Linked DNA regions of Mus musculus: region 1 is linked to region 2. Evidence: chromatin loops called from intact Hi-C (ENCODE). Cell type or tissue: heart. All regions are shown on one strand. Each heading gives the region's core, and the rest is flanking DNA. Links, peaks and the distances in the headings are about the cores only. Region 1 overlaps Mgat5 (mannoside acetylglucosaminyltransferase 5). Region 2 holds the start of Mgat5 (mannoside acetylglucosaminyltransferase 5).

Region 1 (12,356 bases), core at 2,434-10,433, 110 kb before region 2:
CCAACATAGCCCAACATGAACTCATAAACACAAAACATTGGGAGGTGCATTTTTTTTGCAGCATTTTCTTTGGTAACTTTATCGTATAGTGTCTGAGCATGAACTCTGTAGATGAGAACATTTTGAACCACAATGTAAAAAAATTGGACAGAGGCAGGTGAGATCGCCCAATGGCTAATACCACTTCCTGAGTAAGCAGAAGGGCCTGAGTTCAGATCCCTAACACTCACATAAAAAGCCGTGCATGGCCACACATGCCTGTGCTCCCCTGAGTTAGGGAGTGGAGGGGCTGGGGAGGAAATGGGGAGGACTGTCGAGCTTGCTGGCTGTCGGCATGGCTTTGGGTTCCGTTGCTACCTTGCCCCAAGAGTGTAAGATAAAGAAAGGAGAGAACAGGACACCCACCCAGCATCGCCCTCTGATTTGCCCACTCACACACGTGACAGGTACCTCCTCAGTACCACAAACAAGCCACAAAAGTCTTAAATGTTTCTGAAGTGGCTGACCTCCCCTAAAATGAGCACATCTCTGAGATAGCAGGAACCGCCTCCAGTCAGGCCAGATTCCAGCAAACTAGCCAGTCTGCGTGAAAGCGAGTCTGAGAAGCAGTGAGGCTGTGAGATTATTTCCAGACAGATCCAGAGGGAGGAACCTTTTTGCCATGGCCCACCCCACCTCAGCCCTGCAGGGATTCCTCTTCCACATGGTGCTGTGGCTAAGGACACAGAGAGGATCTGAAGGTGTAGCCCGGCCTCACGGCAGCTTCAGAATGAAGGGCACTGTTATTTTTACTCTCTAGCATATTCTATTTAGATCTTTTTTTTTCCCTATTTGATATAGGGTCTAAGGAACTCCAGGCTAGTTTTGCACTTACTACATAGTCAATAATGGCCTGGAACTCCTGATCCTCCTGCCTCTACCACCTGAGGGCTGAGATTACAGGTGTGTGCCATCTCTTTATGTGGAACTGGGGTTGGATGTGGCTAGGCAAGCCTCCTACCAAATGAACCACACCACTGGGCCTCAACATTTTTATTATTCTTTTAGGATTTCACTCATGTATGCAATGACATATGACCATATCCACACACTCTTCCTCCCCTCCAACTCTTTAGGTTGTATCCCCCAACACAACATAACTTCATGTCTCCTCCTCTCTTTCTCTCTTTCTCTCCCTCCCTCCCTCCCCCCTCTTTATATGTGCATGGGTGTGGGGTTGCCTAGCTACAATGGGCACGCATATTCTCAAAGGAGTATGATTGTCCCTCTCCCAGCAGCTAGCCACTGGCTCCTCTGTAAGCCATGGGGCCAGCAGAACACTTCTCTCATATATTCCTGGACAATTTAATTTTTAAAAAAGGGATTTATTTTTATTGGTTATTGACAGGGATAATTCTATGTTCAGAGCCATGCTGGAGAACCTGACCTTAACTATAATCAGATTTGGGAAAACAACTAGAGTCACCACTGTTCACAAATATTTATTAAACTAGTAAGGATGAGGTTGTATTCTAAAGGCTAAGGACATTCCTTTGTGGCGCTTACATTGAAAGAGTGGAGTCCCTCTCTTAGATTAGACATTTCCACCAAGCTTCACCTGGGTCAAGAAACAAGCTCCTTGGGACACACATGAGCCTGTAATGAGCACGGGCAGTCTGTGAGAACACTCAGTGTGGGAACCACCCTGCATTATGGGATACAAGGCAGTGAGGAGGCCCTAAAGCAACAACATACAAAGAAGAAACAAGCACCGAGGAGATGGGGCTGGAGAGATTGTTCAGTGGTTAAGGGCACACTTTGCTCTTGCAGAGGAAGCCTAGTTTGGTTGTCCACACCCACACTGGGCAGCTCACAACCACCGGAACCTCTAGCTCCAAAAGATCTGGCATCCTTTTCTGAACCCCACAGGCACGTACGCTCATGTAGCACACACACACACACACACGTGAAGAAATACTAAACAAACAACAAGAAACGAGAGAGATGGGAAAGAGGAAGAGGAGGGGAAAGAAGGGAAGAGGAAGAGGGGGAGACAGACAGACAGATTGGGTAGGGGTGGGGACAGACTACACAAAGAGGATGCAAAGCCTGGCCTCTATTTTTACAAATACACACAGTGCCCACCACACTGCGGCACTCAATGAATATGCTTTATATGAGCAAATTAACAAAACAGATCAACTATCACCTACAAGAACAAACAATTGTCCTCAAATAAATTATAGCTTCCCAGGTGATAAAAGCATTTCTCACCTTTTTAAAAAGGTGTAAAAACTGCTAACAGCTTTATTGCAGTTTTAAGCAAACGGCGGGATATTAGGCTATGTTACATTTAATGGTAAGCCCCATTTATTTAAGGATACTGTGTGATGCAGGGTAGTTCTGATGGAGTTTAATAAGAAAATTAGGACACAAATATTCCTTCCATTTTCTAGCATATTTTTATATTTATCATGGTGTTTTATGGTTATAGTAGCAGTAAGATGTGTCCTCAGCAGGATTACAGTTTCTAATTACTAATGAACATTAATTTTTTTCTTCGTATTTCCTAAGTCTTGGTGGTAAAAATTGAAGCCCAACATTACTACCCAAATTTCCCATGTTCCTACAATTCACAGTACACAATAAGGAAGAGAACGGGTGGTCGAGGACATTTAGAACACCCTCTGGGGAAGGGAGCGCTGCTTTTCAAGCCTGGAACTCTCAGGTTAGTGCTGAGATCAATTAGACGGCAGCGGACCAGGCACCCTCAGAGCATCTGGAAGTTGTCATTTCCAGGAAGCCATGACAACACACGGTAGAAAGAACGAGAAGGCTCAACCAAGATCAGGGTGGTGACGGAGTTAGCAGAGCTGTTTCTTTGTGCGGGTTAATGTTGGCTACCAGGATCCCTGGTACTGAAAAGGCACATCTCTCTGTACCTCTGTGAGCAGGGGTTGTACATTAGGTCAACTGAGGTCAACTTGGTGTCCAGGAAGGGCCCTCAGAAGAAGGGCTCTGCTGGTAGATGAGGGTTCTCAGGCGCATGACCTAGATCCTCAGGAGAGATTGGCAAGCCATGATTTCCCTCATCAAACCAATCAATATTTGAGAAATTACCAAGAAAGGCTGTATATGGGAGCTCTCCTTCCCCTGACCCCATCTGCCCTGGGCCAAGCACTCCTTGGGGTCCACTTACTGCTTCAGGACAGGAGGGAGAGACAAGAGGATCCTGGGAAGCCCAACTGATTGGCCTGGCGAGAAAGACATGCTGCCTCAAACAAGGATGAAGAGAACATCCCCCAAGGCTGTCCTCTGATTTCTACATGTATGCCATGGTATGTACTTAGAAAAGCATGCACGCACACGCGAGCACACACACACACACACACACACACACACACACAGAGTGGGGGTAGGGGGGACAGGAGCAACAAAACACGAGCAGAGTTAAGACCCAGAGTACTCAACATACTCTTCTGTGGCATTACCAGGCCCCATTTTAAGAAGGATCTGTAAAAGTCAGCCAAAGGTTCTGGGCAAGGCCAAGGCTTGCAGTTCACCTGCGAGGGACAGTGACCATGTTTCAACCACACAGAAGTGCATATGCAATGAGCCAAGGACTGACATCCAAACTGCCAATGATAATTTCCTTCTCTGCTTGGCTCCTATCTCAAATCCCTTTCTGCCAAGGCTGCCCCGAGAGACAGAACATGGACGAGAGCTGCTGAGCAGCCTCGCTCACAGCAGCAGAGAATAGGCAAAGACAGGGCACTAATGAGTAAGGAAGGTGTTAATGAAAAGAGAATTAACTTCGGCCCCCTATAGCCATCGGCTGCTGGGAATGTCAAGTCCCATCACTTACATGTCTTAAAATTAATTTTAAAATGACCTTTCCATGGAAAGACAATATAGTCTCGTGTGTGTGTGTGTGTGTGTGTGTGTGTGTGTGTGTGTGTGAGAATAGTTGTTATTTATATCAGAGGAGAGCTGGGAAAGAGTCAAACACTGCAGGAGAAAGACTGGGTTACTTTATCCAATCTGTAAGCTAGACCACTAGGCAGATACTGGCTTTGCCGCATCATCTGTGTTTACTGCCAATGGCAATTCATATGAGGTTGATAACGATGTGGCTACCAAATGACTTAACAGCAAGAAAAAAACACCACAAAGGCAAGCTTTCTGTTGTATATAAATACCACCCCGATTTCTAAAAAGGAGCATGCACATGTATACATTTGTCTACACACAAACACACACACACACACACAGACACACACACACCAGCACTTATAAAAGACTGGAGGAGGGCTGTGAATGTGGCTGAGTTGGTAGACAGCTTGCCTATATGCGCAAAGCCCTGGGCGGGGCCCCAGCACCATAGGACCTAGGTTCATCGGTGCACGCCTGTAATGCCAGCATCCAGGACACAGAGGCAAGAGAATCAGAAGCACAAGTCATCCTTGGCTCCACAGTGGATTCTAGGCCTGCTTGAGACACATGAGCCCTTAGAGGAAAGGAAAGAAAGGCGGGCAAGAAGTAAACTTTGTTATCACTGGTAAGATCTGAATCTAGAACCGAAGCTTTCATTTTCTATATTTCCTCATATGCTCTCAATTTTCTACAAAATTTCACGCCATCTTCAGGTCACATAAGCATAAAGTGATGCCATTTTAAATTTGCAGGCAGTACAGTGCTCTCTACTCTCAGAAGACGGCTTTAATATCAAGGGAGAGGAACCTCTCAGGAGCGTCTCAGTGGCACACCCTGTTCTGCTCGATCGATTTTTCCCGACACAGGGTCTCATGTGGTCCACGTTGCCCTCAACTCTCTCCGCAGCCTATAGCACCAAGGATGACGGTGGACTCCTTATCCTCCTGCCTGTGCCTTCTAGTGCTAGGGTGGCAGATGAGCACCACCATATCTGTTTGGTATTTTAATTTGGGGTGTTTCTGCTTTGGTCTTGTTTGGTTTGGGGGGGGTGGTTGTTGTTTGCTTTTTTTTTTTTTTTCTCCGCATGTGGTAGTGCTTAAACCGAAAGCTCTCTGAATGCTACGCTAGGCAGCCTCTTAGTTTTTAAAGTCCAGTTCCTCTAATGACGAACTGTAACCTGTACCTGAAATAAATCCTTTCCTCCCCTAAGTTGCTTTTGGTCTCAGTGGTTTTTCACAGCAACAGAAACTAGGGCACACACAGAATCCAAAGGTTGAACATCCGAGCCCTGGCCACTAGGTAACCAATTGAGTAACACTAATAAATGTTTCCCACCCAGTTTGGTGTGGGGATAAATGCTGTCCCCTCTGATCCCTGTAGCTGTGCCATGAGCTTCAGAGAGGTCACACCCACTACATCCTGAGGATCGTCGCTTGCCCAGAGTCACACATCTGGCATGGAACAGGCTCATCTCCCAACCCACATGGAAACGGTCTCTATGGGCTTTTGACATAAACAGTTGCCGTATCAAGATCACCCATAATAACTACTTGGAGCATCCTGGATGTGGAGTCTACATGGAATCCCTTCCACTTCCTGCCTTGCTAAAAACAGGGCTGTGATTCTCAAAGTCAGCCCAGCTGCGGAACACCACACAGACACAGAGCCTGTGGTGAGGAGGGGTGGGATGCCACTCTTCATCCTAGCTCCTACTATGTGCTGGCAAAGCCTGGAAACAGAGGCCAGGAATGTTTGCTGTCTGTCCACACGGGGGAGGAGGATGGCCCGTGAGAACAGGGAATTCCTGCTGTTAGGTGGCCTGAAGTTAGGAAGGAGGAGAACCAAGGTGGTGAGGCCCTCCTGTGAGGACGTCTGGCAGACTTCTCAAACTGAGAATGAGCAAGGAGGGAGGAAAGAAGATACAGAAGCCAGATCATTGGAGATCACTCATCCAAGACCCAGAACAAGAGTGAGATGAGCCGGGAACTCCTGAGGCCTGGATCACTGTGGTATGAGTTCTGTCGGGCTTGTTCTGAGAAGAGTGAAAAGAGACAGGACCGTGGCGGGCTCTCAACACCAGGTAAGGAGAAGGGCCCTGAGATGCATTCCTTCCTCAAGCCCAGTGTGGGAGAAAAGGCTCCACAATAAGGAGAAGGGCGGGCCCTATACACACACACACACACACATACACACACACACACACACACACACACACACCCCATGCTGGCTGCCTCCTCAATCTTCATACTGGGCTGATGTACTCCAGAGCTTGGCCTCCCTTTGACACAACTGTGCTGCCGAATGTCCAGCACAGCACAGCAGGAAACGCCCCAAGCCTCCAAAGAGGTCCATTTTTAGGTTCCCAGGGTGCCAAGCAGTCCTTCCGTAAACTGCATCCTTGGAGAAAGAACAAGGTCTCCTGAGACAAGCCCTGCAGCCTATCCTCCTCCTCTTGGTCTTGCTGCAGTAACAATGTAGTTTTCCTGCAAGGGCAGGGACTATCTGCTTCTAGCATGGCGGTTTCCCAGGAGAGTCCACAAAAGTCCTAGCCCTCACTGACAGTTCCCTGGGTCTTATTTGTAACAATAGAGGCAAGAAGGCAAAAGGGAGGGGGCACTTTTCAAGACATGCAAATTCGTTTCACCTTTTTTTTTTTTTTTTCTCCTAGGACAATGGAAAGAGAAGCCTTGTAAGAGCTCTTATATGCAGCTCAGAAGTCATCTGGGGCTGAGCAGTGCAGGGTGGAGCCAACATCCTAGATATACATATCCAGGCTGAAGAGGCAGCACCAGCCCAAAACACTCAGGGCTGCTCCGTGCAGACTGCTGACCAAAGCCCAGAGCTGACTCCTTCACCTCACTGCCACCACCATGCAGCCCTCCAAGGGGTGCCAGAGGCGCCTCCAGCATTCATTTCCACAGCACCCTCTCCTCCAAACATTCGCACTGGGTTTTGTACCTCACAGCACGTGAGCCCTCCAGTATCCCCAGTGCACATCTGTCTCCTGCAGTGTATGCTCTGCCCAAACTTCTCCCCTTTGTCCTTTAGCTACACAGACACTCCCAGGACTCTATCCCAGGACCACAGAGACACTTGTATGGCCCTGTTTATTAGATGCCCATCAACCCATAAATAGATAATGAAAACAAGGCATACATACACAAGGAGATTTCATTCATTAAGCTATAAAGAAATGTGGAAATCGTGGGACAGTAAGTGGATCTGGATATTACTGTATTAAGTGAGGTGATGCAGACTCAGAAAGACAAATACTACGTCTGCCCCCAAATACAGAGCCTAACTTTTAATGTATATGTGTGAGTTCTGTGTGTGTATGTATTAATGTATGTGTATATGTGAAGAGACAGACACACACACACACAGAGAGAGAGAGAGAGAGAGAGAGAGAGAGAATGTGTGCAAATGAGTGTAGGCTATGAAACTGGAAAGAGGATCGTGGAAGGGGAGAAGGTGTTGAGGGTGGGGAAGGGCAAGAGACATAGGGGACCTGAAGGCAGAAAGGAGGCTGTGGGATGGGGGATGGGAGGGACAAAGGGAAACAGACGAATGAGGAAGAAAAGAGGGAAGGAAAACCATCAAAACCAAACTTTGAAACTATCATAATGAAACCTAATAGTCTGTATGATAATTCAAATACATTAATTAAGAGATACACCAGGAGAGGTGGCTTCTCTCACCACTCAAGGCAAAGAAGTCCCTTGGGGATTTTTATTTTAAAGGTGCCTCTGTGTGTGCACGTGCGTGTGCATGCATGCGTGTGTGTGTGTGTGTGTGTGTGTGTGTGTGTGTGTGTGTGTGTGTGTGTAGGTATAGGTATGTATACTTGAGTGCAGGTGTCTTCAGAGGCCAGAGTGAGACCCTGGATCCTCTGGAGCTGGGGTTACAGATGGTTCTAAGCCACCAAGTGAGGATGTTGGAAGAACAGAAAACTTAATTGCCGAGCCATCTCTTTGGCCCCTCCTGGACTTTTATTTTTTTTATAAACCAAATCCCCTCTACCATTTAATTCATGGAAGAAGTGATTACTCCCTGACATTCCCCCGCTTTTATGAAGGGCAGGGCATCGACAGGAGTAGAAGAATCCTTCTTCCACCATAAACACGAAAGCTGCTTAGGACACACCAGATGGACCCTAACAACAAGCCAGTCTCTAAGGATGAGAGCCAGTCAAATGAACAGTTTGGGACTTTAACAAAGCACAGCAGACAGAAGCCAGCAGAATCCAGACATAACAGGCGACAGAACCTAGAGGCCAAGAGAGACCAGGAAAGTGGTCTGTGGGTGGGAGTGAGCTAGGAGAGGTGCACGGCTGTGTTAGTCTGAACTAGGAATGTCTCTGGAGTAAAGTACGCCAGTGTCCAGTGAGGCAGGAGGACGAGACAGGGTCACTAAGGTGTAGCTGGACTGCAGAGAGGATTTCACTGTTCTTAATTTATCAAAATGAGAGCACGGAAGTGGCCCAGGTCTGGCCTTAAGTAAGAGAGAACCACCAGGGTTGGGAATGTGGGTCAAGCAGCCCGAGAAAGATTGGGTCACCTCAGAAACAAGAACAGCATTGACTGGCGTGAATGACAGCAGCTATGAGCCCAGACAGGCCCAGCCCAAACTGTGCTGGCCTGAGGTAAGCAGGTGTGGCTGGAAGGTAGGAGCCCACACTCCTGCACCCCAAGGATGAATGCCCCACTGTTCCACACAGGCTGCTGGGGACGTTCCAGCAACACATTTGAATGACCAAGTCCCAAAAGGAGTTCAGAAGTCTCTCTTCATTCTGCTTTCTGTTCCTTATTCCTTAAAAAACCGAAGCAAGATAGAAAGACAGGAAAAACTGTCATGTGCAAATCAAGAATTCCAGAACAAATAACCTGTACTGCAAAGGTTGCTGACATGGGGATAATATTTCTGTCACATACATATTTTGTGTTAAGCTAACAATGGACTAGGCTGGGGCCTGAAGGTTTGTCCTTGGATATAGCCTCATCCGTCTCCTCCAGTGACTGGGACACTCGTATTCTCCTAAGTTTTCTTTACAAAATTGGGCAGCAAGGAGGATTCAACCACAAGCTGTAAGTCGCTGACTTTCTCGCATCAAAAGAATCCTGGGTAGTTGCTGAGTCCCTAGTGGGCGTGACCAGAGAATGGGCTATGGTGACTGGAGAAGGAACAATTTGGAAGGTTTCAGAAGTTTCAGTTGTGTGAAATGACTGTTGGTGTCACCATGTTTCTAAGTAATTGAATCTTGAGAGTGGCCATGTTCCAACAAAACTTTATTTATACCAATAAGCAGCAGTCTGAATTTAGCCCATAGGCCAAACCTTGCTCAACACTGTTCTAAGGTCTACAAACGGGATTATAACGAAGTAGGAATCACTTAAAAAAAATCAACTATTAAAATTCGTCCAACACCAAAGTTCTACTTATAGCATAGCAAGATCCTCTGACCCTTCCCATGTGGGAATGGAAGGAGAGGCTTGTCACTTTCCTATACTCTGACAATTTCATACATGTACATAATATATTTTAGTCATTTTGACACATACCCCATCTCCCCCCCCCCATTTCCCCTTTACTCCTACCAAATTCCTTCATTCTTGAAATTTTTATTTCAGACAACTAATAGGATCCTTTTAAGCTAAACACAGATACTGAACACGTAGGACCGATTGTTCATTCTTTTAGGGCAAATATCTTGGCAGCCCATCAAACATGGTCTGTGTCTGTGGCAGATAATGAAGAGTCTGCAAATAGATGACCCACACAGCCCAGCTAAGCCACCCAACATCCCAGAATTTTAGTATCTTACCTGAGACAGGATCTCCAGGAGCTCAGGCTGACCCCCCAAATTCCCGTGTAGCCAAAATGACTCTGAATTCCTGATCTTCCTGCCTCCACCCACCAGAGCTGCCTACCTGTCAATGTCACCAGTGGTGGCAAATTCAAGGAGAGGTTGGGGTCACTTGGATGTCTCTCTAGATTTCTCAGGACTAGCACTAGATCACACCTTGCTAACACCACCCTGCTACTTAGGTGCCAGTGTGTAAAATCCCAAGCCAAAGAAACAGGGAGGTTGCTAAACTCAAGACGCAAAAACCAAATAAACATACCAATTATCTACTTTAGAATATATTTATTATCATCATCTTTGTCAAAACTAGGGAGAGGTTACTGTTATCTTCTGTTAAAAGCTTATACTATGTGTACTATGTGTAACCTTTAAGGGTCAAACTGAAACAGCCCATCCCTCTCCCTTCTCCCCTCCCTCTTCTCTCGAGCAGGTGGTCCTAAACTGTATAATTAAGCCACCTAAGCAGAAGTCCACGAGGGAACCACATCAAGTCAGGGAGTGACCAAGCAAGCAGTGTTCTTTCATGGTTCCTTCACCCAGGTTCCTGCCTCCACTTTCCTCAACGATAGACTGGACTCTGAGCTGGAAGTGTAAGTCAAATAAATTCTTCCCTTCCCTAAGCTGCCTTCGGTCAGAGTGCAACTTATGACCAAAACAGCAACAGAAGAAAATTAAAATACCATGTAAGTAAAGTTGTACCGAAGTAGATTTATCTAACCTAAATCAGCAACAGAACCAGGAAACCCTGTCTCAGTAGACCGCACCATAGGATGGTCCCAAATACCTCAAACACACACATTCTAGTAAGTTCTAGAAACTCAGCTCCAAAAACCACTCGGCTAGGCTCTGTCCTGTGACGACAAGCACACGGTGGGAATTCCAACACAAGACTGAGACAGGTGTGTGTGTGTGTGTGTGTGTGTGTGTGTGTGTGTGTACACCTGCATGTGCACACCTATGTGCATGTGGAGAAAGCCAGAGAATACCCTCAACTGTCATTCTTCAAACACCATCCACCTTGTTTGTTTTTGGTTGACAAAGGGTCGCCCACTGATCTAGAGCTCAGGAAGTATGCTTAGTCAGCCAGCCAGTGCCTCCCGAGTGCTGGGATTATAACAAGCACACCAACTATGCTTGGATTTTTTTTAACATGGTTTCTGGGGGTTGAAAACAGGTCCTCAGGCCCTTTTGTAATCAATTTCCTGGTTTCCCTTTATATTACATATCCCACCACACACACACACACACACACACACACACACACACACACTCGCTCGTTTCTCTGGAATACGTTATTTAGCAACACATGATAAAGACAACTGGTAAAACCACAAGTCTATAAATACATAACGTGTTGGTCTTGCCTATGAAAAAAGTTTGATAAACTGTATTTAGAGGAAACACCTGCTAAGTTGCTGTCCTTCCTGACGAACGTAATTAATGTAGAATTAAAACCTTTAAGACAGCATCTACCACAGGGTCACATCACACTTATTCAACACTAACATTTCGTGCTATTCTGTTCTCTCTGGTGGTAACTGATCTCTGAGACCGATAGACCGTATAGGTCAAGTCAATGAGTCATTTGTCTTGTGTACCTAGTGTTGGGTACCTAGTGTTGGTGGTTGGACAGTGGCACACAAAACAGAGCTTCATGGCTTTAATACATTACATTTAAAAAGGCATTTTATTCAGACGTGTGAAAAGCCAGTGCCTAGTAACACTGACTTTTTACACGGCTGCTGGGGAATCAAACTCAGGTCCTCGGGGTTGCTTGGCAAGCCCTTTACCAACTGAGCCATCCCCCACATTACTGCTGATAAATGTTGAAGAGATACATCAAAAGCAGACAGTGTGACCTAAGGATTCATGTCCTAAGAACTGAGAAAGAACATCGGAGTCCCCGAGCTGTAGCGCCCGTCTCTTCATAGACACATACACTTTAGAGCCAAGTTTCTGCGGCACATATGAGTCCCTGTGTCTGTACTCCAGCTGCGCAAACTAAGCCTACAGTTTCATGTGTTCTAACTGAGGGCATATTTTTGACTAGGCTGCAAAGCAGAGCACTAGCTCTCCTACACCATCCCAGCATGCCATCTACAGCAAACACTAGACCCACTGAAGACTGGGTTTGATGGCTCCATTTCCCCTTTGACAACTAACAAGAGCTCACCCCCTAGAAAACCAGGTCATTCGGAACCCTCTGTGACCACAGCACATCCTGGAAGCAGAATCTCTACGACGCTATGGCCCGAATTCCACTTGCGATGTTTATTTTAAGTGTCAGTATGTGCACTCTGGCACCGTCTGGGTCATGCGAGATGGCTCAGTGAGTACAGGCACTTGCCATGCAAGCCAGACCAGAGTTCCATCCCTGTGTGGTGGAAAGAGGGAACCAGCTCCTAAAGGCTGCCCTCTGGGCTCCACTGTGTGCAGTGGTGCATGCACACAGAAACATGAATGGAAATGCACAGATGACAACAATAATAATAATAATGAATAAGACAGAAAAAAATCTATTGCAAAGTTATACACTAAATGCTAATTGTGTATATTGCTCAGAGGACACTTTTATGTGATT
Region 2 (12,356 bases), core at 1,576-9,575:
ATCAGGTATGTGGGAGCATATCTCTTTCCTAAGCTCATGGGCAGCAGAACAAAAAGACTCTTTAGCAGTCCTGTAAGTAGCCACTCCAGTGTCGTCCAGGAGGCATTAATATAGTCCTGGCATTGAAAGCGACAGACAGTACCGGTTCACAAGGGCAACTATACCCATCAAACCCAGGGATTAAGAGGCAGGGAGGGATGGCTCAATTCCTAAGTGTCTGCCACAAAAAAAAAAAAAAAAAAAAAGACCTGAGTTTGAATTGTTGGCAAGTACACAAAAAGCCAGTCCCAGAAACCCACATCTATAATCCCAGGGCTAGGGAGGCAGAGGCAGAAGGAACCCTGGGGCCCGCTGGCCAGCCAGTGTAGATGATCAGTAAGATACCCTGTCTCAAAAACAAAACAAAACAAAACAAAACAAAACAAAGCTGCAGAGCAATTGAAGAAGACATCTGACATGGACTGCTGACCTCCACATATGCACAGGGTCCAGGACAAACGTAAATGTGCACCCACGGACACAAGATGAAATGGCTTATTGCCCTGATTGCCTTTGCCTGCCTAGATTTTGGGGACTACAGAGTTCCAGAAGGAAGGCCCTGTTTTCACTCTAGGGGTTTGTAACTTAGACAAAGGTGCTGTGAGGTTCTTAAGAAATTAAACAATTCCTATGAACCCTCCCCAGCGCATACAGCCTTCTTAGGACCAAGTCAGGGACTAAAAAATTAAACTGGAATTGACTTTAAAAAGAAAAAGAAAGAAAGAAAGAAAGAAAGAAAGAAAGAAAGAAAGCAAGCAAGCAGCTTAAATGTCCAAACACACAGCAGAACTCCTTACTCTCCTGGCTGAGGACATGGTCACAATGCCAAGGCTCCTGGGACCTTGTCTTGGCAGCTTCCCAAGAACTATTGTCCGCATCTGCACCGTAAGCGGTCATGACTACCTGTGAGAAGGTCATGCAGAGGAGGAGCATCTTCATCCCCAGCATCAGGTCTGGCCATGGCTCACAGAGGATGCTAGATAAATGCTAATCCTATTGGGGATGACTCAATAGACTGTCTACTGCACAGGCATAAGAACTGAGTTCAGATCCCCAGCAGAGGCCACAGGTGCACACCAACAGGGATGTGACTTACAGGTAAACCAGCGTGGCTCAGTCCGTGAACTCCAGTAAAAGATCGTCTCAGAAATAAGGTATGGAATAACTGAGAAAGACACCTGACTGACATCAACCCCGGGGCCTCTACCGGGACACACAGGAACACACGAACATACATATGCATACACCCCCACACACACACATATACATCACACACACACAAAAATACGCAAACACACATATAGCACACACATATACATACCACACACACCACATACATACATAGACATAGACACATACTACACACAATCACACAGACATATACATCACACACACAAAAACACACAAACACACATGCACCATACCACACACACCACACACATACACAGACAGAGAGAGAGGTAGGGAGGGGGGCAGGAAGAGGGGGGAGAGAGAGAGAGAGAAAGGTAGGTTATCAACATGAACACAATGATATTAAACAGTATAGAGATATGACCTAGATTAGGCATTTTATAACCCTAGTGTAGTGTAAACCCATGCCTATATTTCTAACACTTGGGATACGGAGGCATAAAAATCAGGAACTCAGCTCTCATCTAGACCACACAGTGAGCTTCAGGCCAGCCTGGGCTACATAAGACCAAAAAAAAAAAAAAAAAAAAAACCAAAAACCAAAAAACCCCAAAACTATACAAAACTTCAAAGGATGGGCCAATCCTTACTCTATTCAAAAATAGAAATGTAAGAGTTTAGCCCTCTCTTCTGGCTATTCCGAGTGACTCTACTTCAAAGCAGTCATTAACTCTAAAAGCAGTAGTCTGGTAAAACCTGCACTGACAGGTTCCAAACATTTGTCTCCCACTCAAACCTCTGAACTGTCACCCAGATGGCTAATTCCACTCTCCCTATAAAAACGATTTCTTCCCTCTTCTAATGCCTGGATTCTGACATTTATACACTCCCATCAAGGCTGTTCATTACATTATTCCTCCAGCACCAGAAATTCCTTTCCTAAACCTTATGGTCATTAAAGCAACCCCTGAGACAAGGCTAACAGCACAGGTTTGCCTGTCCCTCTGATGACCAGCCACATCCCCCACCCAGGACAAGTTGTAAGAAATAACTCCAGGCCCAGTGCTCTTTAAATCTCTCGGGAGCAAGGCTGCCTGTGAGGATGCAGAATGGTGACAAAGAGTACCAAATTTTCCTGATGACTGACCTTAGTGACTTTATGGACATTTCTGAAATACCAACTACCCCCTTCCCCTGATGGGACTCTGAGGTGACACAGGACCCCCCCCCCCCCAATCATGATGTATTTCCCATGCAAGCATGGTGACCTGCATTTGGCCTCCAGGACACAGGTTAAAAGAGACAATGATACTGCAGTGTACACTTGTAATCCCAGCACTAGGGAGAAAGAGTAGGATAGATCCCAAGGCTCGATGGCTAGGCCAGCCTAACCTAATTACTGGGTTCCAGGCTAGTAAGAGAGTCATAAAATCAGGAAGTGGATGGTGCCTGAAGAACAACACCCAAGGTTGTCTTCTGACCTCTACACAGACACCTCTGTCAGTCTGTCTGTCAGTCTGTCCATCCATCTGTCTCTGTGTCTATGTATGACTCTCTGTCTGTGTCTATGTCTGTCAGTCTGTCTATCTGTCTGTCTGTCTGTCTCTCTCTCTCTCTCTCACACACAAACGAAATGGAGAGGGGGATGGAAGAAGGGGAAGGGGGAAGGAGAGGGAGAAAGGGGGAGAAAATGGCAAAATTACATAAGGAAATAGTGAACAGCTACTCTTCTGGGACAAGCTCCTCAACTGTGATCACAGACGACTATGACATTTCCATGCTTAGGAGGCCCGCAGAGCACATGGCTGATGGGTTCTTTTGAAACCAGGGAAGCCAAATGGGAAGAAAGGAAGTCTGACTTGCTCTCATCTCTTGGGGTCCCTTCCAGCTCCTCTCTGGGAACACTGCGGATGCGCATCCATATGCACATGTTCTGTATAAAAATGCATTCGGATGTGTGACTATATAATGAGCACAGTGTTCACACTTCTACACACAAAGCACTGGAAATGTGTACGCGGCTCAGGAGAAGATCCAAAGGCCCAGCGAGCTCTGCTGTGACAGCCACTGGAGCTCACAGAGACAACCACACTCAGAGAAAGGACGGATGCTCCTGCCATCTCAGGTTACCTTAAATCCAGCTGGTGGGGGAACTGGGGAGAGGCCTCATTGAGGAAAACATTTGCAAGCATTAAGACCTGAGCTTGACCACTGGAACATACATTCCTAAGAAGCCAGGCAGGTACAGGTAGATAGCTCAATGGTTAAATCACCTGCTAGACAAGCTTAAAGACCCAAGTTTCAATCTCCATCACCCATATAAAGCTGGACACCAGTGTCTATAATCCTAGCACTCCTGTGGAAAGATGAGGGACAGAGACAGGAGCTTCAGAACTCAGCTAGGTCTTGGCTAACATGAGCCTCAGAAACAAGAGCTTGTCTTGTCTCAGACAAGATTGAAGGCAAGGACTGATGCTTGAGGCTGTCCTACTTATATGTACACACACACACACACACACACACACACACGGACACACGGACACACACACTGACACATACACACGAACACACACACACACACATTTTACATTTTTTTAAAAAGCAAGGCACAATAACATAGAGTTATAATCTCAGTGCTATGGAGGTGGAGACAGACGGACCCCTGAAGCTCACAGACCAGTCAGACCAGCCTACCCACCTAGTACCAGACCAGTGAGAGACCCTGTTTCAAAAACTCATGATACACAGAATCTGAGGAATGACAGCTGAGGTTGTTCTCTGACCTCCATATGCAAGGACGGACGGACACACACACACACACACACAGAGTCATTCTGATAGTTACAAAGCTCTAAGCCCATGTAGACTCCTATCCTACTAACTCTAGTCTCAAATGTCCCATACTAGGACGGCAGGCCGACACAGGAAAGACATGACTCAAGCCTTTTGCCCAGACATTCAACTGGGCCACAGGCAGTTGCTGGGGACAGACACTTCCTCCTTTTCTCTGTCCCTAAAAAGGGTACTCAGGTCACTATAGCCCCATTCACCCCTTCTCGCTATTTCCAGAGCTCTACATCAAGTAAGTTTATCATATGGACATTAAATTGTAAACAGAAGAAAAACTAAAATGTCCTCTAAAGGGGAGAGCTTTGTTCTGATCCTAACAGAATCAGACTTAAGCCTTCCCATCTCAGCACTGAGCGACAGCCACAAAATGATTTAGAGGAACTAAGGGAGGGTGGGAAAATTCGTAGAAGACAGGTATGAGATGGTTTGACTTTCTTGACTGAGATAGAGCTCTGTTTCAGGGACAAAGGGTCTCCCACAAGTCCAGGGTGGTGGATCCCACCGGTCTTGACAACAAACTAGAGATAGGTCAGTTAACGAACTTGCTTTCCACTTAGAACTCGGTAGATTCGAATTTGATCTAACCTTATATCCAAGTGTAGTTACAGATGTGACTTTGCCATTACACGGGAAAACCCACACAAACCTCAGTTTGCTGCTTCCCAACTTCACAGCCCCAGAGGCACCCAGGACCAGATTCAAACACCAAGCCGAGGCCTGGAAACTACTGCCAGGAATTACTGAGCTCTAGATCCAGACCAGGCAACCTCAGCAAATCAGAAGGCATCCTCTGGGTCTTACACTTACACACTTACACACACACACACGCGCGCACAGGCACACACACACACAGCTCAAGAGTGCTCCAAAAGCCACTGAACAAAAAAATACAAGCGCCACCCCTTCCCTCTTTCCCTGCGGTGGCTTTGTGTGTGACATCGACTGGGAGCGCGCGAATGTTGTCGGGCTCACACACCCCCTTCCACCCAACCTGCTCCCATCACAGAGTAAATGGGCGCGACTGAGCGCCCTGCGTTCCCTGAGAGTGGGTCCACCTGGCAGACCGACGCGTCACCAGGCCTCTGGTCTTCCACCCTCAGGGAGCAAGGGTATGACATCCACGCCCCCGTCTCCAGAGGCCAGAGTGGCTCTGGAAAGCAGAACCCTGGTGCCCGTCACAGGCCAGGCAGAGGCCGAGGGACGAGAAAGGGTGAACAAGAGGGTACAGAGATTCCCCACTCGCACACCCCCTACCCCCAATTTAGCGAGCTGCGGCCCCAAAGGGGACCAAAGAGGCTGGCCTGGCGACTCGGCAGGAAGTTCCCAGGACCGCACTGAGCATGCTCTGGGGGAGTGTGTACGCGGGTGTCGCCCTTACATCCCGCAGCCTCTGCCATCTCCCAGTCGTGGGTGCACGCCGGCAGGATCGCGGCCGGGGCGGGCTGTCCCTAAGGCTCTCTAGGTTACGAAGGGTCTTCTTGACCTTTCAGCCTGGAGCTTTGGATCTTTATATCCCTTCTCCCCAGGGACCTGGGGTCCCACTCTTCATTCTTCCTTCCAACTGGCTCAAGGCACATCTCACGCTGAGCTCTCGGATCCCCAGGACCCTAGCCCGGCCCACGCTGGCATCCTGGTTTCTGGTTTCATCGCGGTCCCAGCGTCCAAAATGCCAATCTCAGCTTCTCGCCTCCAGCCCACGCCACCCGAGCCCCTTCTGGACAGTTCCTTGGAAGCCTAAAAGCCTCAGAGGCTAGAGAAGATCTTCGGGGTCCCATGAGAGGGGATGCCTCTGAGCAGGTGGTGGACCCTCCAAGCGGGTCCCTCGGTTGTACTCTGGGGTTCCCACCCCCGTCCCAAATCAAACACGGCCAGAACATCCACCCACGCAGCCCCCGGTGTCAGCGTTGGGCCGGATAAGGGCTGCCTCATCTCCCCTAACATCCCCCACGCGTCCCCCCGCGATCCACAGTCCGTGCATCTCCCCGAAGGGGGATGGCGAGCTTCTGAATCGATCGCTCGACCCTGCAGCAGCTCTTACCTGCTAGTAGGGGAGCAGCAGAAGCACCATCAGTAGCAGTCGGGTTCACTCTCCAGCAGCCTTGCTCCAGGAACAGAGGTCCCAGGCACAGCCAGGAGCGGGGTCAGAGCGCCCCCTGAGACTGAGATGCGGCTACCTGGGCTAGATCGAGCCTGGGGCCGCCGCCGCCACCGCGGGAGCCGCAGGGCTGCCGGGCGAGCGGGCCTCGGCAGGGACGGTCTGAAAACTACCAGCCCTGTCGGGGCCGTGCGCAGCGCGTCCACCTTCCGCCCCTAGACGCAAGCAGGGACGTTCCTCCTGAGTCCAAACGATCAGGACAGAATGGTTAGGAGATCTTTTCGAGGTTTCTGCTACCCTTCCCGGATCGACCTACCCAACTTCTCTCAGCTTCTAGGCTCGCGCCGCTCTCCAAGGCAAAGGGATTCCGGGCCACGGACGTTCCGCAAATTCCCCGCCCACCCCGGCAGAGCGCTCAGCCAATTCGGAACGCCTCGGCTTCTCGGGGATCGTCTGCAAACTCTAGACCCTGTACAGGAGGACTTGAAGCCGCTCCATTCCGCAGCCCAAGGAGAAACAGGCAGAGAGCTAGACCGAGGGAGCTGAGTAAATAATACTCTAGCAAGGTCAGGGGCAGGGTACAATTACTGTTACATACAGTGCATTCTCCAGAGTGATGGTCTCTGGGCCTCCTCAGGACAGGGACCTTTCAGGAGTGAAACCAGTGGGGAGGAGATGGCGGGCTCAACTGTTTAGGGGGTCTTGCCAACTTTTAACAAACGCCCTGAGCTCCATTTTTATACTTTATAGAGTAGATTGGCAAAAACAGTAGGAATTTCTGTCCCGTGTCTTTTTTTTTTTAACTGAACAGATTTGTATTTGTTTATTTTGTGATGGGGGGGGGGGGGGGTGGTGCAGTCTTACCTAACCCAGACTGGCCTCGATGAACTTGCTTTTAACAGAGCATACCCTCGAACTCTGGATCTTCTTGCCTCCATCTCCTGAGTACAGGAATTACAAGCATCACACCCTTGGCTTTGGTGACCCTGAGCAAGTCATTTATCCGGATCCTCTTAGCGGCTCTATTAATGAGGGCAATAACGGCTGCTCCATGACATTATTGTGAAAATGTAATGAAATATTTGTAAAGGGTTTGGCAGTGACTGGTACACAGTAGGCACACAATTTTTCTAATGTGCTTCTTTTTCTCTGCTCAGTCTGCGTTTTATGAGCAGCCTGGACAGCTTAACACCGTACTCTTGTAAATTCAAACAGAAATAAAACACATCTCCTGCCCTGAGGGCACCACAATGAAACACTGACTAGCAAGCAATATTCAATCGGCCACCCTCCAGGGAGCTGGCCGTGCATTTACATCACGGAGCATTATAGATCCTGGTTAAGTGTTGTCTGGAATGGAAGGAGGGTGGACTGATGGATTACCCGGGGTGTAAATGACAGGAAGTTCTGCTCCTGTGAGCCATCGCTATATCCAGTTACAGTAGAAGGGTTTATCCTGCAGAATTTCTTCAACCTTGTTTCACAGCTCCGTTCTTAGGCTAATTTCACCCTAACTTGCCCCCCTCCACATCCCCGGCAGAATTATTTTAAACCTGGGGATTATAGAATTTTGGATTTTTTTTTTTAACACTAGAAACAATTTAGTTCCTCTTCTGCGTTTTGTGAAGTAGCCCTCTCGGCTACACAGCCAGTGAGTAAGAGCTCTTGACACCCAGGTCCTTCATAGAACACACCTGTGGTGTTGTCTCCTGCTTGGAGCACCCTGGGAATGTACACAAATGAAATCAGCCCTTCTTTAACATCCACCTGGAGGAAGAGGCTGGGCTACTTCTGGATCAGAAGAGCTTCCAGGTGTCAGAGACAGTCCAAGTGGGGTCCAAGGACACCGAGGAAATTGGGGTGCACAGGATGAGCTTTTCTGGAAACCCTAGGAATATTCTGAGGCATTCTTCCTTGCAAGCCAAAAAAAGTGTCTCAAGAAAAATGGTGACATCTGGTGGCCAGGACTTTCTGTGCTGGTTATAGATTATAATCATAATAGATTCTTTAGAAAGCCAAGTCCCATGGACCAGACCGTTCCTAACTGTACCAACCTGGTTGTCTGAAAGACATTCATCACTTAAACTTTATAGAGGATATTCTATATAGTTATTTCAGATTCTTTAACCCAAAGCACATACATATATAAAGAAATAAAATATGATATAAGTAAAATAGTAAATTCATATGTACACATATGCATAATCTCTCTTATCTATTCTTTTCATTTACATAAATATATTGCATGTTCTTAGGGAGAAATTAATATTACTTCAATTGTTCTTTCGATAGAGTAAAAGCATTAATTTACTGGAGCTGGGGAGATGCTTCAGTCAGTAGAGTGCTTGCTTGTGTGATCAGGAAGACCTGAATTCCATCCCTAGAACCCATATGTAAAGAACCAGGCTTTGTGGAGCATGCTTGTAATCCCAGCACTGGGGCCCAGGAGACAGATGGATCCCTGTAGCTTGCTGGCCAGCAAGCATAGCCAACTTGGAGGGTTCCAGGTAAAAGTAAGTGAACCTGCCTCAATAAATAAAGTGGGCATCTATGAAATAACACCTAAGGTTGACCTCTGACCTCCACAGGAACATGTACATACCAAGGGACTGAATATACTATCTGAATAATTGCAAAAGGGACTCTTCCTTGCAGAGAGGACAGTGGTGGCAAAATGAACTAGTGGTGGCTAGTTCATCCCCAGAACCAATAAAAAAAGTTGATCTCAAATCAGCCACACCCCAGCCTGGACGGTGACTTCCTCGAAGTTATCTAGTCTGCGTATATTAACCCTTCGGTGAATCTAATCTATATACCCTGGTGTCTCCCAAGACCACAGGGCCCTGTGCAATTGGGGCAGAATTCTAGTTTCCTCTTATTGCTATGACTAATGCCATGAGCAAATACAGCTTTGTAGGAAAGAGCTCATTTGGCTTATACTTCCAGGTTGCAAATCATTACAGAGGGAAGTCAGGGTAGGAACTCAAGACCATGGAGGAACACTGCTTGCTGCCGAGCTCTCTGGCTTGATCATAGGCCCATGTTACCCAGGGTTGGTGCTGCCCCGCTGTGGGTTTGGCCTTCCCATATCATTCATTAATCAAGACAATCTCTCAAGTATGTGACAACGTCCAACCCAGTCCAGGCAATTCCTCAGTTGAGGTTCCCTACTCTTAGGATGTATCATCAAGTTGACAATAAAAACCAGTTGGCACACTACACATATACACACCAATACATCCTGTTGGAAGATTCAGAAGAGGGTGATAGGAACCTCAAATGAGGGTCCAGTGACCCCTCCCCCTTCACCTCCTCTTTCTATGAGAGATCCTCAACAGTCAAAAGGCCTGCTCTCAAGGGTCTCTTGTTAGGAGTCACAGCTGCCTCAGTGAGCTCAGTGGTTGTTACTCTGAGAGAACAGAGTGCTACAGGTATCAAATGTCTTCCGATTTTTTTTTCCGTGTCATTACCAGTGCCTGTTGCCAAGTCATTTTAAATTATATTGTTCCATGTCTGCCTGTATATTTGTTCCAGGTACCATATGGTAGATGATTGCTCAGTTATCAACACAGTAAACAGGCTTTGTCCACATAGTCGACTCTATTGTCTCCTAGCCTCTCTGTGTGAATTTTATTTATTGTTGTAACATTTCATGGGACAGAGCGTACTGTGTCCATTTTATAGATCTAGAAAAAGTAAATGACACTCCCTCACAGAAGCACTATTGCTAAGGATCCTAGCCATTACTGAATCTGAAACCATCTTATCCCTGAGGCCTGGAATCTTTGATGCCCTGCTGCCCATATTAGAAAACCAAGAAGAGATGAAGAGTGGAACAGGAACTACTCTAAAGAACTTGTGAGATCCTAAAGTATAGGTGGTATACATAAACCTATTGAAACTGGCCTAAAGACAGTTCAAGCAAATAACAATTGTGGTCATAAAATGTCAAATCTGCCTCTGTCTTAGATCAGGGCTCTGTGAAGTACCTACCACTGTTATCTCAACAACAATGCTTTTTTCCTGCTTGGGCTTAAGCCACCTTCCCGCCTGAAGGGATTATCTACTGTGTGCCTGGGAAAGGTGGATGGCTGTGTTTGACAAGTCAGTGATGCCCAGTTGCTAAAGTGCACATGCTAGTGTGTGATGGGATGCTGAGGTGGTGGTACCTTACAAGTGCTTGTGCTATGGCTTTGGGAGCTGTTTAAAGATGCAAGCTACTGAGGCAATGCCCATCTTTCTTTTGAATAAATCCCTCACCTCCTTAAATAAGTCCAAAGAGGTCCTAGTTATTTTTAATTAGGTAGCTGAATGATAGACATTTGAATCAAGAGGTACAAGCTCTTGGGAAACAGATTTAAACAAGGAAGGGTCATCTAGTTTGATTAAAGCTGAGCATTGAAACAGAAGAAAGGTTTTGTGGGGCAGGAATATAGCTCAATGATACAGCATTTTCCTTGCATGCTTGAAGTGCTGGGTTCAGTCCCTAGAAACAAAAGGGAAATCAAAACATAATTAAAGATTTTGTATGTAACATTTGGTCTACCGTAGCTAAAGTTCATTAAACTCACGGTCAGGGATATGGCTTGGTGGTAGAGTAAATATAAGGTTCTATGTTCAACCCCCAGCACCATAGAAAATTATTAGATTATGAATTGATTTAATCTAGATTAAAATTTTAGGGAAACCAAGCAGAGACTAAGGACTATGAGGACTATGGGATGAAGGTAGCAGTGTGGAGTTGAACAGCTTCACGAAGGAATAATTCAGCCAGTGAGACTGTGGGAATTGGATCTTGCAGCCAAACCTGCCGACCTAAATTCAATCACATAGACTCAGTTATGAACACAGTAAGCAGGCTTTGTCTGCATAGTCAAGTCCATTGTTTCCTAATTATGTTTATTGTTATGCCAGCTCATGGGACAGAGCTTACTGTGGCCATTTTATAGATCTAGACAAGGTAAAAAACACACCCACCCATAAGCACTATTGCCAAGGTTCCTAGCCATTACTGAATCCAAAGTCAGCCTGTCCCCAAGTGAGGAGAGAACTAACTCCCACAAGTTATCTTTGGCCTCCATACAGGCTTGGTGTCACACGCGCACACACAAAACAAAACCAAGTAAGTGTAAAAAAGTTGAATAGTAGAAAAATACTAATGATCTCCAAGTCCCGAATTTGGGTCAAGCTACATATGAAATGGTTATCTCAAACAAATGAAACAAACAGAAATAAACAACATAACTTGTTTAGCAGCTGAAGGTCAAGATATATGAAAAAAACAAGGCCATTGCTGATTTGTGAGTTGCTGTCTTATGTCGCCTGGGCTCATGGGAGATCTGCCCTCTTATTTCAAAACAAGGCTGCTGGTTGGAACAGAAGGAAAGAAGAGTTAGAATAACAGGTGATGCGATTGAGTCACACACCTCAGCCACTCCCTGGCTTTCCAGGCCAAAAGAAGACAATAATGAGCACTCTACACTGATCCACTGTGTGTGTGTGTGTGTTTGTGTGTGTATGTGTGTTGTGTTGGTTGTGGGGAGGGGACAAGCATGTCAATGAGCACTTATGGAGGTCAAAGAACAATTTTGTGGAGTCAGACATGGGTTCCAGACATCAAAGCTTAGGCCATCAGATTTGCTGGCAGGTGCCTTTACCAGTTGGGTCATCTTGCTGGCTGGCTCTTCCTCCTTCTTCCTTCCTTCCTCTGTCTCTGTCTCTGTCTCTGTCTCTGTCTCTGTCTCTGTCTCTCTCTCTCTTCTTTCCTTCCTCTCTCTCTCTCTCTTCCTTCCTTCCTTCCTTTCTTTCTCTTTGCTCCTTTCTTTCTTTGTTTCTCCTTTCTTTTCTCCCTCCCTCCCTCTCCCCCTCCTCCCTTTCTCCTTCCCTTCCTGACAGGATCTCAGTTAACTCAGGCTGTTCTCAGATTAAACTCTCTAAGTAGCTGAAGATGACTTGAACTTTGGATCCTGCTGCCTCCGCCTCCCAAGTGCTGGAATTACAAGAATGTGTCAAGGTGCTGGTTTATGTGTCAGGGATCAAACCAGGCTTTGAGCATAAGACGGAAGCTCTCTACCACCTGAACTACATCCCTAGCTGTTCTCTGAGCTTTTATGGTAGATGCTAAGTCCTTTTATAAAAGTGACTTAGACTTCAGTGTCACATAGAGGAAGAAATGCAAGACTTTAGCGAGTGCACCACATTTTCTATGACACAGCTGGAAACTGGGATTGAAGAGCACATG

Evidence for each region. Hi-C counts contacts between places; a loop is a spot of excess contacts. Peaks named below come from ENCODE experiments on the same cell type or tissue, not always from the same donor. Only the 100,000 strongest peaks of a DNase experiment are listed, where the experiment ranks them.
Region 1: it touches region 2 in a loop (2.7-fold over the local background); 9 of 42 quality-filtered maps call a loop at or near these places.

The regions. Positions count from the first base shown.
Region 1 is chr1:127,308,159-127,320,514 of GRCm38, reverse strand. All of the region lies in intron 3 of Mgat5 (mannoside acetylglucosaminyltransferase 5), which reads right to left. Among named protein-coding and RNA genes, the nearest start is that of Gm51747, 14 kb to the right of the region's middle. In heart, for the core only: a CTCF peak has its summit at 5,684; no DNase peak of the experiment used is centred there; H3K27ac peaks cover 752 bases.
Region 2 is chr1:127,199,130-127,211,485 of GRCm38, reverse strand. Mgat5 (mannoside acetylglucosaminyltransferase 5) reads right to left here and starts at 6,500. Exons shown (of 18, transcript NM_145128.3): 1 at 6,059-6,500. In heart, for the core only: CTCF peaks have their summits at 6,204 and 8,072 (motif pointing left); DNase peaks (open chromatin) are centred at 5,265, 6,215 and 6,545; H3K4me3 peaks cover 2,699 bases; H3K27ac peaks cover 2,220 bases.